Regions from separate parts of the Mus musculus genome. Here region 1 is linked to region 2. A link is a loop called in an ENCODE intact Hi-C map of the cell type or tissue named here. Cell type or tissue: heart. All regions are shown on one strand.

Region 1 (8,000 bases), 98 kb before region 2:
TATGAATGTCCACCAAAAAAAGGCTTATGTCGAAGGCTTAGTCTCCATCTGGAGACACTATTGAAGTGATTGGGCTATAAAGGCTCTAATTTTTTGAGTGGACCGAGTTATTGGTGGATGTACATTTGAATGGACACTTAGAACACAGGGCTTAGTTGGGAAAAGTAACTGGAGTGTCTTTGAAGGGTAGTTCTTGCTCAGCTTCCTTCCTGTCTTCTTCTACCCTCGGTCCAAGAGGATAACGGTGTCTCTCCAATACACCTGTCCACCCCTGGTGAGCTGCCTCACCACAGGCCTACAAATGATGGAGACAGCTATTGGTGTGACCTGAAACTTCAGAAGCCGTGAGCCAGGATAAGTGTTTTCACTTGGGTATTTGTCACAGTGCCTAAAAGTAGATAGATGGATAGATAGATAATTGATAGATAGATGATTGATAAATATATAGATAGATAATAGACAGATAGATGGATAGATAGATAAGAGGAAGAGAGAGAGAGATGATAGACAGGTAGATAGAGTTTGTAGTATGAAAAAAGATTCCCAAAATTTCTCAAACTTTTTTCTTTATTTCATGGCCATGCTTCAAAAGGTGTTGAGTCCCCTCCAGTGTCTCTGCCCTTGATACTGGGTCACTTATCAGAACTTATTTCTCACCACTCTGGATATGAAAAGATTAAGATACCTTCAGGTTCAGTGTCTGGTTGGAACTCTTGTCTCTGCCTCCAAGATGACTATTGCTCTGTTTGCCAGAGGGACAAATATTGGCTCTTCACACAGCAGAAGGAGGAGAAGGTCAGAGGGAACCCAGCTAGGTCACTCCAGCCCATTTATGAGATCACTAATCCCACTCATTAGAACTCCATCCTCACGACCTAATCTCCAAATCCCCACTTCCTAATACCATCACATAGTAATTAAGTTTCAACACACGGAGTCAGGGACACATTCAGATCTCAGCTCTAGATAAGACTGTTTAATAAGGACATGGAACACAACAGTCTCAAAATTAAGTACTTACTCTCAAAGTCTTGAGCAGTTTAGTGAGCCTGGTGTGACTGGGAATATAGGAAGGGTCTCCTGAGCCAGTTCCAAGGAAGAACAGGACCACTCTACCACGATGCTTTAGGAATCTGTTTGTTTCCCTTTTTTAGTTTAGAAGGATAAAACTGCTGCTAAATGTCAAGATGAAACACTGAGTCACTTCCAAAGCCTCTTTCCCAGCTCTGCCCCCCTAGACACCCCCAGGGCGCTTTTCTTAGACCTCTACTCAATCCCCCTCACTTTCCTAGCTGAATCCACTTATTCCTGCTGTTCCCTGACAATCCATATGGCACGACTTCCAAGTTCTAACTTCCTAAGACTAATGTCCATGTTATGTACCAGAGAACTGTCAGGATATCCTATGGATTCATAACTTTAAGAGCTGCCAAAGGGCCCCTGGTGTCTATGTTCTAAAGGGTCTGCCCAAGCCTCACCTATAGCTGTACCCAGGTACCACCTGGAGCCTTCACAGTTTTCCTTTCTAGGTGATTCCTCTGGGGGAAAGCTGAGCCACTTTGCATATACCCCAAGGTATGAAAGTAGCTCTGTGTTGGACGGTAGATTCTTCCTATAGGCTTCTATCCAAAGCAGATATTGGGAATAGAGGTGGGGGGGGGGTGGCCTGAGTGTTTTCATGTAATTCTGGCATGAAACTCAAGGGAAGCCAAGAATATACATTCAAATATATGCAGATACATGGGAGACTACAGCATTTTATTTAACTATGTAGTAACTTGACTAATGACTTTCAAATATTTAGATATAAGGAAAAGGACTTCCACTGACACTCTTTAACCAAGCTTTTAAAAATGTAAGCAGAGAACATGGAAACCACAGACTCCCCGCAACCCAAATCAAACTAGTCTTCGTATCCTGACCTGCCTTAGCTTGGTGTTCCTAAAAAGTACAGACAGAAACGTGAAGTAACATAGTTAGTTTGCTTGAGAGATTATCTCAGGGAAACACAGTACCAGATGAGAAAGAGACAGACAAAAAGGAAGAACAGAATGCCAATAAAGAGGTGCTGTGGGGTCCCTGTTTCTGCCAGAACACCTGAAGGGATGAGAATACCTTGGACCACCCAGAGTGTGGAAACAGGAGCATCAAGCCTTCATCCTTCCTCCATTGACTGATGGTTGCACTGATAGTGTTAATTCTTGAACCCAGCATACCCAAAGGCAGAAGGTAAAGAGCAGGACAGTAAGGGTCGGTACGAAGTGAACACAAAGTGTCCTATAAATGTGCAATCCGCTCCAGCCATGGCAAGAAACAGAGAAGGAGAACAAGAAGACGGGACAGAGATGTCAGATGCTCTAGGCTTCTCCTTATCTTTCCTAGCTAAAAATTCCGCAGTGATCCTATTGTCTGTATTTGTTAGTAATCTCACTAATGAGTCTGTCTCCCAAGGAGAGGAGGCTGCAGCCACTCTCACTTCTGTCCCCTAGGCCATCAGTCACAAAACTTCACAAAGTGACCTCTACAATGTTTCTCAGCTGAAGCCCTTCCTCTGCATTCCCCTCCCTTTGACTTGGCATAATCAGTTGTCAGTCCAATTGAAGGAGCTTATTCCCGGTCAATATTATCGAAAGACCACATGATGATGCCTCCTGAAGGCAGCATTAGCTGACTCATACACAGCATCCCTTTGATCCATCTTTCCCATCTACAGTCTCATCCATGTACCATTCATTACCTACCCCTGTTACTACAATGTCAAGTCAAAACTCCATACTTAACTTACAGCACCCTTCCCTCCCTTTCCAAACTTCCCTTACCCCAAATCTGTCTCATACACACATGCACATGTAAACAAACATACACACACACACACACATTCCTCCAGCCATACCTAACTTCTCACCATTCTCCAAACTCGACATATGCTTACACACCTAGGTGCTATTTATCAACTTACAAATCACCTCTGTGACGTCATCCTCTCACTCCTACACGTCAATAAATCCTGATCTAACCAAAATGCCACCTTCTCTGACTCCTCCAAGATGATTCAGTGCTATTCCCAATGGAGCGCTCGTATCATGGTATAATTATGTACTTAGATGACTCTTTCCATCTTTGGGAGTTCTTCCTGGCCAGGACTAATGTTTTATTCATCTTTGTATTCTTGGTAACCAGCCAGTGGTGAGCACAAAACAAAGTGACAGGGTTGTCAGATAAATGCAAGAATGAAAAATGCTGAGTCAAACCAGAACAACTGGCACACATGCTCCCTTACATCTGTCTCATTTAAGAAGCACTCGAACCAAGACACTAGCAAGGAGAATTCCAAAGGCCAACACAACTGAAAGAGTCTAATACCCATGCATCCTTTTGAGGTGAATTGGGTTGAAAATGAGCTAAGTCACTGGAGTTCCTTGTGAAAATACCAGAGGTGTTAATGTGGTATTTAGCACATGAACAACAAGTAATAGCACAGAATGAACTGGAATAGGCAGGCCTAATGCTATGAAAATTGTCTGGTACAAGCTATATTTAGGAGGAAAGAAACCAGCAGAATGTTCGGTATCAATTCAGTCTCATTTTATCCCTTTAACAGTATATGCATTTTTACAGTATTTATTTAAAACTTTGTTCCACAGAACATCCCATAATTCATATCGGTTAATGTAAAACAGCTAGCTAAGTTTCTGTGTGTGTGATAGTCAGTTTTTTATTAGTGTTAAGACAGTATGTAGGGAGGTTAGGTAGGACTGCTTTCTACTCTCACAGGGGACAAGTTTGGTTCCTAGTACCTGCATAGCAGCTATAACTACAGTTCCAGGGTATCTGACGCCCTCTTCTGGCCTCTAATGGTACTAGAAAACACATGGCAGACATTACACACACATGCACACGAGTACACGCACACACCTTTAAAAGAAAACAAGTGGAGCATTAAGTACCCTATGCTCACTTGTGGGTGTTAGTGTAAGGTTTGTAGGTATGAAGGGAATTTATGGGTATGAGGGTGAGTGTGTTTGTGGGTATGAAGCAAATGTGTCTGTGGGTGTAAGTGTAAGGTTTGTAGGTGTGAAGGGTATTTGTGGGTGTGAGGGTAAGGCTTGTGGTGTGAGTGTAAGGTTTGCAGGTGTGAAGGGTGTTTGTGCGTGTGAGGTGAGGGTGTTTGTGGGCGTGGGGTGAGGGTGTTTGTGGGTGTGAGGGTGAGGGTGTTTGTGGGTGTGTGTGTTAGTGTATTTGCAGAAAGGATTTACTGATGGTGGGAAGTGTTTCCCTGAGTGTGGGCAGCCCTGTTGCGTCGCCTGGATCCATAACTGAATGAAAAGAGGAGCAGAAAGCAGAGTGTTGACACTCCCCTTCTTTACATCCTGGTCTCTGGAAGTGTAAGTTTTCACTGTGCCTGCTACCACATGTCTCCACACTACTATGCCTCTCCTGCCATGAGAGATTGTAGCCCCGAAAACCACAAGCCAGAATAAACCCTTCCTCCCTTAAGTTGTTTCTTGTCAGGCAGATGGTCAGAGTGATGAAAAAACTAACAGATACAAAAAAAAAAATGTAGAAAGTATTGACATTACAAATGCAGAAAGAAGAGCTAACCAAGGGATAGTCTCAACTCAAGACCAAGGACCAGGACATTGCAAAGCCCAGCCACCAGGCAAACAACTGCCACTCAGAAAATTCCTGCCAATAGCCAAGATGCATAGCTACAGAGCAGCGTGTGAGAAATCAAGGGTATCTACTAATAAAGCAGAGACCAAGCAACGCAGTGAACAAGCAGGACATCTTTACAACACCATGTTCCAGCTTCCCAGAGGAAGAAATCCCTCGCTAACCATTATATAACAATTAACAACAGAAAACAGGGGCCCTTTTTAATCTGTAAATCTCCCTGCGGTTCTGTTTGTTCTGAGTACTAGGTTTCTTTTAAATAATATGCAAAATAGATGCAAAGAGAATCTGTGAAACCCAATTTGTGGGAAGACTTTCCCTGCCCCTGACAAAGTCCAAGCGATCATTGTATGGCGTGCAAACCTAAAACAATAGCCTCCCTATACATCTACTTTATCTGCTCTTTATTCCTCGGCTATGCTTCTGGTGTGAATGTAGGAAGAAACACAGCTGACTCCAGCCTCAGAAAACCAGAGTTTCGTTTTTTGATGACATTACTCATGTGAGCCATGGGTGATAGAAATGTCAATGGTGTCTCAATCTTCCAGTACAGGATACTAGACACCCATTTCCCAAATTGGTTTCAAATTGGTTTCTTCCCCTAAAGAGGAAACTTGCAGGTCTTCCAAGATAAGCCTGGTGGGTTAGTTGACACACGATTCTTCATCTTAGTGACTGCCCACTGACTCATGGGCACAGCATTTAAAATTAAAGTCAGACCTCAGAGGAAGCAAAGAGGACTCCGTGTGTGTGTGTGTGGGGGGGTAATGTCCAGCTCTTCCTCCCCACGGAAGTCAGTCAAGAATGAGGGGGAACTAGACAGACAGGCATGCCAAAGGCTGTGGAGAGATACAGTTCACCAGGTGGCCCCATCTGCTCAGTGGCAGATAGGAGACAGGACAAGTCTTCACAGAACAATAAGAGATATAAGAAAGCTCTAAATTCAAAAGTCTGAGTGTAAGGGCCATTAAATATAGAAAGGGATGACTAAGAAAGACAGAATGATCCTGGGCACATTCCCAAAATAGAAGTGGTATTCAGCAGGCTGGAACTGCGAGGTTGTTACCTGGCTAAAGAAACATCAGGGGAAACATCTAGTGTAAGCTTTTGTCTACAAGGTGGGTCAGACAAATTGTAACTATTTCACAAGCTCTGTCTGAGTACCGCTTCAACTTCTGGCACTTCCTCTCACTCCTCCAGTCCCCAGGACACAGACGCACTTGTTACATTGTTGCCGTATTTTTATTCTGATTACTTAGGGATGCTTCCTGGAACAGGGTGTCTAGAGAAGCATTAAGCAAGCAGAGTGGAACTCTGCCTCTTCTTTTTCCATTCTAAAAATTATGCCCTGGAGACATAGAGTACTCAACAGCTAACAATTCCATACCTGAACTGCAGTGCAGTCTATCTTTGTAGAAATCATATTGATAAACAGGATATCTGCCTGAACAAGGGAACTGGAGAGCGCTGGCCACATTACATAATGGTCCCAAATCCCAGATTTCTGGATTAGTGCTCTAATACTACATAACAGATTGCCACAAACTGAGGCTCACAAATCACCCTATACTCATTATGTCTGTTTTCATGGGCAGGCTTAGTGGAGACTTCTTCGGGGCTCACAGCCAAGGCATCATCTGGTCTGTCCTCTCATCAAAGGATCCACTAGGGAAGATCTACTTTCCAACTTCACTCCCACTGTTGACAGAATTCATTTTCTTACAGTTGTTTGACTATAGCTATCCTCAGATCAGCTGCCTGCAGCTCTTCAGCACATGGGGCTCTCTCTTCCGATGGTAACCAGGCTTTATCATACTCAGACTCCAAGATCAGTGGTAACTGGGTGCCTTTGAGGTGGAATGGCCATACGACAAGTGAGTTTCCCTAATATAACTGCACATATCATAAAAGGAGAGGATCTGGTGTGCTAAAGTGTAATCTTAGGAAATGTCCCAATTACCAAGGAATTACCAAGGTGACATTTCATTTACATTTGATATACGACTCATTAGAAGCAAGTTATAGGCTCGAGCGCTGGTAGCCCAATATCTCAAGTTCTTCAAGGCACAGCTGTGCTTCAGCATCCACCCCATGTCCTGTGCTACCAAGATGCTCAAGTGGAAAGCCAGCTCCAACGAAGACAAAGAGGCAGTGAGTGCGGAGCTCGAGACAGCAGCATCGTTGCCTGCAACAGCCTCTTATACCTGTTCCCACAAACGTAGAGAAGAAGATGCCTATTCAGCTCATAGGCGTGGTGATTGGGTAGTCACACCACACACCACAGTGTGATGTGTGCCTCGCATAACCACCTTACACTGCCAACACATTACCCTTCTGGTGTGAAACCCTTCTGGCATGAAAAGTAGAAAAGAGACTCCCCTAAAAGGCATCAGGAAAAGATAAGATCTTCAGACCAAAAAGAAAGGGAAGGGAGGAGGGGAAGTAGTTTCCCAAGAAACTGAAGAGCATCTACCTGCAAAAAGATGAAAACATTTCCAACATGAGGGGGTGGTGCAGCCTCTGGTGAAGCAGAGAAAGAACCGAAGTCTGATTGGCCATGTGCCATGTCTCTCAGAGGCCCCTGGCTTCTTTTTTTTTTTTGGTATAATCCTGAGGAATGTTTTTGGCTAACTGTGTTGTAATGCAAAGGTTTTAGTAGCTCTACAAAAAATTTTTTGTAGAGCTTTTTTGTAGAGGGAAGGTGAGAAATCCCTCTTCACCCCATTTCTTAAGCATTGGGGAAACAGTGTTGTGCACTGTGTGAAGGCTGCTAGTTGTTAATTTTGTACCCTCAGAGCACCGAGTACCATTCTGACTTTGGTATTATTATTCTTATGAATCATTACCTACCTCAGTATTCTGTAAACACTCCTCCTCTCTCACCTTTGATTGGCCTAATTAACATCTGATGGCCAATAGCCGAAGCAGGAAGGGAAGGTGGCAGAGATAGATACTCCGGGAGAAGAGTTAGGCAGGAAAATTTACCAGGTGACACAGAGGAGGTCAGAGTGGGAGAGAGGTACCAGGCCACATGGCTGGACCTAGACCAGAAACAGTCAGGTTAATTTATATGAACTATCTGAGAGTCTGCCCAGCTACAGTGCCTAAGCTTTTATAAATAAATGTCTCCCTGCCATTATTTGACAGCTAGCAGGCCCAAGACAGTCCAGCAATACTTAAGCATGAGTGATTCTTTAGAGGTGAAACCAAGCTCAGTGACGTGGTCCAGGAGGCAAATGTGCTTGCAGAGCTAACTCGGCACTGGAGTGTAAGCCAGATCACACAGTGGAGGGAGAGAACCAACTCCCGAAAGTTACCATCCGACC
Region 2 (8,000 bases):
ACGAATGCATGTATTCAGCAAAGAAGCTTTCATGGTGTTTCACATCAACTTTTCCAAGCCCAGTGTCTAAAGTGTATGGATCTTCAGCAATAGGGTCTGACGTTCAGGTTCTGGGAGGCAACCAAATGCAACAGCAATAGCTGATACCATTTTGTGAGTCTTATAGACTAACCCTGACAAACAGCTAGAAGGGAGATTCTCCATTCTTGACACTCAGCCTTTGGCTTTCTGGGGATCATTATCACTCCAAATAGTACACACTCACACACACACACACACACACACACACACACTCACACTTATTATATAGTGTTCTAAAACAAGCATAAAATAATACTTCCCTGTAAATTTTCAGTTCTCCTTAGAATTCTTTATCCATCCTCCCTCCTCGTCCCTCAGTATTGCCATCTTTTCCAGGAACTTCTAGTTCTCCTCCTACGCCTTTCAAGCATGTAGTAGATTACAGATTATAGACTACCATGGCCAGTTCTTGAACAGAAATTGTCAAACAATGTTTGGGGTCCTTCCTTAAGAGATTACTGCTTGTTTTATTTAGCCCTGGTTCTTTTTCCCCTATCAATCTGTCTACCCATTTATTTATATTTTTATGTGTGTTTACCCAAATGTATGTGTGTGCTCACATACATGTGGGCACACTTGCATACATATGCATGTAGAGGCGCAGAGGTGATGTCATGCATCCTTCCAGATCACTCTCCATCCTTTTCATGGAGGCAGAGCTCTCAGTTGAACCCAGAGTTCATTGATGAGCCAGCTTCTCCAGGGCATCCCTTGTTTTTGCCATCCAGTGCTGGGACTACAGGCTAACCACCAAACCTACCCACTTTCTCTACACTTCCTGGGGATTTGAACTCCAGTGCATATGGTTATGCAGCAAAGACTTTATACAGCTAGCCATCCCCCAGACCCAAGTCCTAACTTTTAGTAAATGACATTTTATTATAAAATAAATAAGTACATAAGCTTAAAATGGAAAATTATAGGTTAATATAACTTTATCATCTAGATAAACTTTTTGAACTTATCATACAACAGAACAAGGGTGAATCTGAAGAAATTATGTCTGAGGAAAGGATTCATCATTTGCTTTAATCGTTTCCTAAGATGTTACTAAACATGAGGTCATCCAATTTATACAGCAAGATAATCTCTTATTCTTCTGGAAATTTTCAAAATACAGCCAGCATGTTTTCTGACTAGCCCCACTTCCTGTGGTGGGGCTTAAACATCACACCAGCCAAACTTCATTAGCTGCTAAGATTTCCAGAACCTGGGATCACATGATAATCTTGTAAAATAGATAGCCAGCATTTCTTTGCTAAGTGCCACATATGCTGATTTTTTTTTTTTTACAAAGAATTAAAAAGAAAACACACACACACACACACAATCTCAAGTGGCTCCAAGTCACACGCTATTATCAGCTCCATCCCCAGGGAAGTCTGGGGAGTCCCTCTTCCCTCACTGATGGCTCTAGTTATTCCAGTATTTCACACTGAACAAATAATAACCCCTCCACCCTTCCAGGTTCTGACTGACTGCTAGTTCTGGAACAGTTACTAAGGATAACTTTTAATTCTGTGCTGGTTCATCATCGAGTAAAATAATGAAAATTTTATTTTCAATTCATTTTCCCCACCTTTCATCACTTAGACAATACCAATCTTCCAACATTTTCAATTACAAAATAAAATAACACAGCCTACTAGAACCACCCTTGACTACAGTGTGATTTTTTTTTTCAGCAATGCGTGGGAGCTTTAGGGTCTTCTGCAAGCAGAGCCGCCATATTGGGGCTGTACCACAAGGGGTGGGCCACACAGATATGCCCACAGGGCTCACAGGGCTCTTTTTCAAAACTGCTTCTAAAGCCAATTTCTGATATTTCGTTTTGTTCTTTTAGCTTGCCTTTTGACGCCACTTGAGGGGAAAACTGAATTCTACGTTCTCAGAATTTGTTCCACTTCTTCATCTTGGACTTTAAAAACTATCTTTTTAATGATTCGGAACTGGTTTTAACCCTTCATATGATGTGGTTAACCCCGTTCACAGATATGTCAAGAGGTAAAGACACGCCAGTATGGTATCTATCTCCTCCTTTGGAAAAGTGCAGGGACAACCACTCATTTAAAATAAGTTCATCTGGCTCCCACTCCTATACACAGAGCGCACATCTGAGTCAACTCCTCTTCCTCAGAAGCCTTTGTTAGTTTCCATGGGAAAACTGCAAAACTGCTCAAATGTGGGCATGTTATAATTAGAACCAAACGTGGGCTTTATGGGACCTGTCAGGATGTTTCTAGGAAGCCTGCTCAGTGTCGGCTTCCTGAGACATCCTTTCCCTACAACCATGACTCATCCCTGCTTCTCCTAACTCACCCCCACTTGTTCTGGGATGGAAGGAGTCCCACACGCTCCAAATACAGATGAGAAAGCTGGTGTCCAGACCATGAATAAGAGCACCGGTCTAGGGCTTGTGGAAGTGGGGCAAAGGATTTTGCTGGGTACATCTGAGGCCAGCAATATGGCGGGTGCATATTTATCACACATGGAGAGACTCATTTCTTTGGCAACCTAGCCCACTCGCTAATCCTCCCAAGCCCTTCCATTCCAACTCCTTTCTTCCTTTCATGAAAACACAGTACAAATTCTCTGCAAAACAATGAATCTGCTCCTCAGGGGAATGTACAAGTCAGAAAAGCTTTTAAGAAGAAAAGAGGAGCCAAGGCCTTTGCATAAGCAGGCCAGCTGCAGAGCCTCCAGAGAGGAGGGTGAGGAGACCGCTCCCGCTCCCTGCAGCCCTGGCCCCAAACCTCCTAGCTACCGCCTGTCTCCGCTGGCTTCCCACAACTCTAAACAGGCCAGCCCACACCTCCGGGACTGCACCCCTGTCATTTTCAGGAAACGAGATGTTCAGAGTCCATCCTGGCATTTCTGTGAACTCACAGAAATAATTCATTGACTCACAGAACCGAAAGAGATGATCTAGTCACTTTTATTTTTAAAATGAGAAAAATGCAGCCAGAACAGTTCCTCTGACCTACCCAGGCGCGCTCAGCTGGGAGGGCCGACCAGAATTCCTATCTCCTTTCCCTCTCTTCCAGTGTGGTTTGCACCTGAGCTGGTCAAAGCAAATCCGAGGTAGATTTGCTGTTTTCTGCTCAGCCTTCTTCCTATTGTTCTGGAAAACACCCTTCCAGTTTGTGTGATGGATCAGCTGAGCCAAAACTGATTCTAAAGAAGCATGCCTAGTACTTGTTAAAACTAGAGCACTCTAGGCCTTTCCTTGGAAGGTCTTGGATGGAGACTTAAAAAAAAAAATCAGTTTCCCAAGTGAGTCTTCTGGTGAGGCCAGTTCGGGGATTAACATCATAAAGCAACCCTGGGGGACAAAAGGGATCTTTGATGGCTGGGTACCCCAACAAGAATAGAAGAGCCATGCTGGGGACCAAGAATTTTGCCTTTTAGCTGCTTTTTTTAGTGGGTTAACCACTAGACCACACTTCCTCTCTTGAAGAAGCAAGGAATTAAAATCAAAGGTTTACTACTGATTCATGCTGCCTGCTAACACGGCTTATTGCGACATGCTGTGACCCTATGCTCCAAGGCTTGGAAACAGATGTGGGGAGGGAGCGGCCTGAAGGTCTGCTGGGTGGGGGAGGCAAGACGGCAGCTGGCCAAGGGAAGAACTTCCTCTGCAGCTCAGCTTTTAGCAGGAGTGGAAGTTAGTCTAAATTGTTACCATGCAGATCTGGAATCTTTTTTTTTTTTTCAATTGCCTGGCTCCGATTCCAGGTTTGCTCCATTCTGTATAAAACAAAAACCAAAAAACTGAGAATTTGGTAATGAATTCTCCTGCCCTGACTTTTGCCTCTGCCCTCCTCAAAATGTATGTTATGAAGCTACAGGTTTAGCCCCCTCCCCCTGGACCCTCACTCATGCCCATGTTAAAGGAAGTACAGAAAAGTTAAGCAACCTGCCCAAGGTTACAGTAATTCCAGTACTGCAGTTGCTTGATTAAGAGTGTAACTAGGCCATTCTCAGCTGCACTCTCCAGGCCTCCTTTAATATATGCTCATCATTAGGCAGCTGAAAAAAATGTTTGGGGTTACTTCACCCTCCCCTCCCCAGACCCCTCCACCTCCCACCCTCCCCCAATGGCAAAATGCAAACCCTTAAGTACTTCTGCAAACATATGCAACAATCTCTACAGCTGTCCGGTCCTTGCCTTTGCTGTGTTCCCGCCTATGGACTATTTAGAAAGAACCACATTGAAGAAGGCTGAGGAGTGGGATCAATGGACTCCAGGTGGTTGGGAGAAGAAAACGATTTTGTTTTCTTTTCTGCCTTTTCTCCTTCTGCTCCTCTTTCTTTTCAAATGGAAATTGTTTTCATATGAGACACTTCCTAGCTTGTATCTGGAAAACTGGAAAATCTGTCTGAGGTCATGCTGTAAATATTGAAGAGAAAAAGCTTTCAACCTTGAACTAACAGCTGACTATGAGGATAAGCCAGAGTAAAGCATTCTCAAAATCCTGGTGTCTTGGAAAGTTCACTTCATGCCCTCTCTTGCTGCCGTGGAAAGGCAATCTAAATTCATTCAAAAGCTTGTAACACAGGACCCGAATCGAAGATGATATGTTCAGTGCTGACGAGGTATCAGTGTGTATAGGAGCTTGTGGACAACACTAAGTACCTTGATTTGATTCCCCACCTCCCCCCAATCCTCACATGGTAGAAAGAAAAACCATGCCTGAAACTTGTGTTCTGACCTCCACATGCACACTGTGGCATACAGGCATATCTTCTCTTCAGTTAAATAGATAGATAGATAGATAGATAGATAGATAGATAGATAGATAGATAGAATGATATATATATAAATGTATATAATATATAGTTTCATTAATCATTATTCTTCTTACATTTAGACATAACTTCCTTAATCTTTTTATTGTTGTTTAGTTATTCATCCCTTTTCTATTCTGGATTACAGAATAAGTTTTTTTCCTCATATAAATGTATGCATGCATGTTTGCATGTGCATGGGTGCACATATATGTGCAGGTGCATGTGTACATGTACACATATGCATATGTAAGCCTCAGATTGACATCATAAGACTTCTATCCTTTTCCATCTTACTCGTTAAGATAGGGCCTCAACTGAACTTAGAGCTTGTCTATATGATGCTAGCCAAACTAGCCAACATGCTCCAGGGATCCCCTGATTCAGCCTTTCAAACACTGGAATGACAAGCAGATCACCATGCTCGCCCAACGTGGATGTGGGTTCTGGGGATCTGCTGTATGCAAGACTTTTCGGGAGAAGACATAATGATACACACATTTCTATTCACTCCAGAAAGGAAACCCATGACAGGCTAAAGAACTAACTCTAACTTCTTGAACTAGTGCTAGGAATTACTTACAGAATTATGGATGAGGGAATGGTTGAGAAGATATAGGAGCAGGAACAACCCAAAGACAGCTGCATCACCAAAAAATCCACCCCCCAAATGGATGATGGCTTGTAAAGGTTGCATACCTGGAACTCTTTGTACAACTGGCAGATGGCTGGCCAGGTCAGAGAATCTCCTCACTACAGCTCTGCCCATCAGGACCTCCTCCCGTATCAGTCACTCACTGCTTCTATAACACTAGAGAAGGGCCCTCCAAAATCTTGCAAGTTTTACATGTAAAGTTAGTTTGTCTCCTGAGCCTCATGATCCCTCCTCCCCTCCTCCTAGAAGGATCAACAGGATCTGAATTCTGATTCTCATGCTTGTGTCACAAGTGCTATGATCACCATACCATCTTCCAGCCCAAGAACAAGGTTTTGCTCATTTTCTTAATGACATGAAAAAAAAAAAACAGTCTACTACTACAGTGGGTCGTTACCCCTTTAAGGCTGCATATCAGATATCCTGCATAACAGATAGCTTTATTATAGTTCATAGCAGTAGAAAAAGTACAGCTATGAAGTAGCAACAACATAATTTTATGATATGAAAGAAAAAATTTAAAAATGATATTGGCTTGGAAGTAGAAAAAAGTTCCACAGCAGATGGAACTTTATTAAAGGGTCGCAGCATCAGGAAGGTCGAGAACCACTGTACTATTGATTTCTGTAACATATGCACACTCTACCCTCCAGATGGATGAGTTCCATTTTTACAGTCGTTCTCAAGGGCCTAGAGCTGCTCATTAGTATGGCTGAGTAATTCAGAAAACAGGCCGAGACAGCCGTGCCCCTGAAGCTGCTGATTTGTGTGGGAGTCATGTTTTCCAAGAGACCTCATCTGCCTTGCAGCCTTCAAAACTTCCTACTGGTTTCTTTTTCCTCCAACATATTTGTACATTGTGCCTGTGTTCTTTTTAATCCCCTGAGTTGCAGTGACTCAGTTTGTTTTTCTGTTGCCCACATCCTTTCCCCACAAATTTAGCCAACTGAAAACGAGGTATAGTGGCAAGAAAATCCAGACTCTAGTTCTTCTAGCTTTTGATATCTGCTTCCTCTGTGACTCTAGGGGACTCAAGTTATTGTTCTGCTTTCCTGGTGTTCAAAAGGCTGAAGCAGGAGAATAGCAAGTTGAAGATAGCCTGTACTATTAAACGATCCTGTTGTCAAAAACAAAAGCAATAAATAAATAAATAAATAAATGGATTAGATTAATTCATTTCTAAAGTATAGACTTACCATTGGTGTTAAGGATGATTTATAGTGCAAATAAAATGTTTAATAAATATATACAAGGTATTTTAGAAAAATACAGCTGTTATCAAAACTATTATAAAATTAAAAGATTTAAATAATTTTAATTTACTTATTATTTGAGTGTGTGCTCCTGCACAAGTGCTATGGCCTAGGGAGGTCACAGAACAACTTAAGGGACTTGGTTCTCTCCTTCCACCATAGGAGTTCCAGGGATCAAACCCAGGTTATCAGATATCTTGGCAGCAAGTACCTTTACCTGCTGAGCCACCTAGTTGGCCCAGATATTTTAGCTCACTTAATTTAAAAAAAAAAATCCTAAGCAGACTCAGAATGATGATATCATAAAATTGTGATGATACTTTATTTTTGGGTTTCATTATGTGTTAATCCATTTCTACCCTATAACTTAGCACTGCAAATGCTTAGTTCTTATTCAAAATAGACCGGTTTGGTATGATGAACACACTCACCCATCTAAGGATTTGTGCTTTCAAACTCTTTGTATGTGACTAGAGAGTAGAGATTCATGGCAACAGTCACCTTTTGAGAATGCAGCCTGACCTGTGCTCCCATCTTATTTACAGAATCAAACACATGGCTAACTCAACATTGAGAAAGCTGGGAAACAGAGTCTTCTTGTATAACACTGAGATAAAGAATAGAAATTGATGAATTCATAATGATATCCAATAATAAAATATCTTCCCAGTTTTATAATTAAGTTAATTGTTGTTGGTAAACACCATGACCAAAAGCAACTTACAGAAGGAAGAGTTTGTTTGGGCTTATGGTTCAAGAAGGGCATCTATAGTCACAAGGATGGCGTGGCAGCAAGTGGCTGAGCAAGAGGCCGCTGATCACATTTTAACTGCATACAGGAAACAGAAAGAATAAGCAGGAGGTATGGCTATAAGCCCTCAAAGCTTGTCCCTAGTGATTTACTTTCTCCAGAAAGAATGACTCTTCTAAAGGTTCCATAACCTCCCTAAAATTGGAGAGCAAGTGATCAAATACATGAGTGTGTGTGGGAGTGTGGGTGGGGCATTCTTCATTCATACCTTCACAATTCTCCTTACTCAGGATATTTTTCTTAAAGACACTATCTTAAGAACTGCCTTGTTCTCTTAAGGCTAAAAAGAAACACATGGCCACTAACCATCTCTGCCCACTCCCCCTGAACTCCCCTGTCTATACAATTCATAGGAGCTGTGGTTCATTAATGACTCACCCATTCATTCTTTGTGGTGGCTTATTTTCACTCC

Evidence for each region. Peaks named below come from ENCODE experiments on the same cell type or tissue, not always from the same donor. Only the 100,000 strongest peaks of a DNase experiment are listed, where the experiment ranks them.
Region 1: it touches region 2 in a loop (2.0-fold over the local background); 7 of 42 quality-filtered maps call a loop at or near these places.

The regions. Positions count from the first base shown.
Region 1 is chr2:116,917,534-116,925,533 of GRCm38, forward strand. No RefSeq gene overlaps it. Among named protein-coding and RNA genes, the nearest start is that of Gm46758, 4.8 kb to the left of the region's middle. In heart, no CTCF peak of the experiment used is centred here; no DNase peak of the experiment used is centred here.
Region 2 is chr2:117,015,690-117,023,689 of GRCm38, forward strand. No RefSeq gene overlaps it. Among named protein-coding and RNA genes, the nearest start is that of Gm39912, 41 kb to the right of the region's middle. In heart, no CTCF peak of the experiment used is centred here; DNase peaks (open chromatin) are centred at 2,452, 2,832 and 3,662; H3K27ac peaks cover 392 bases.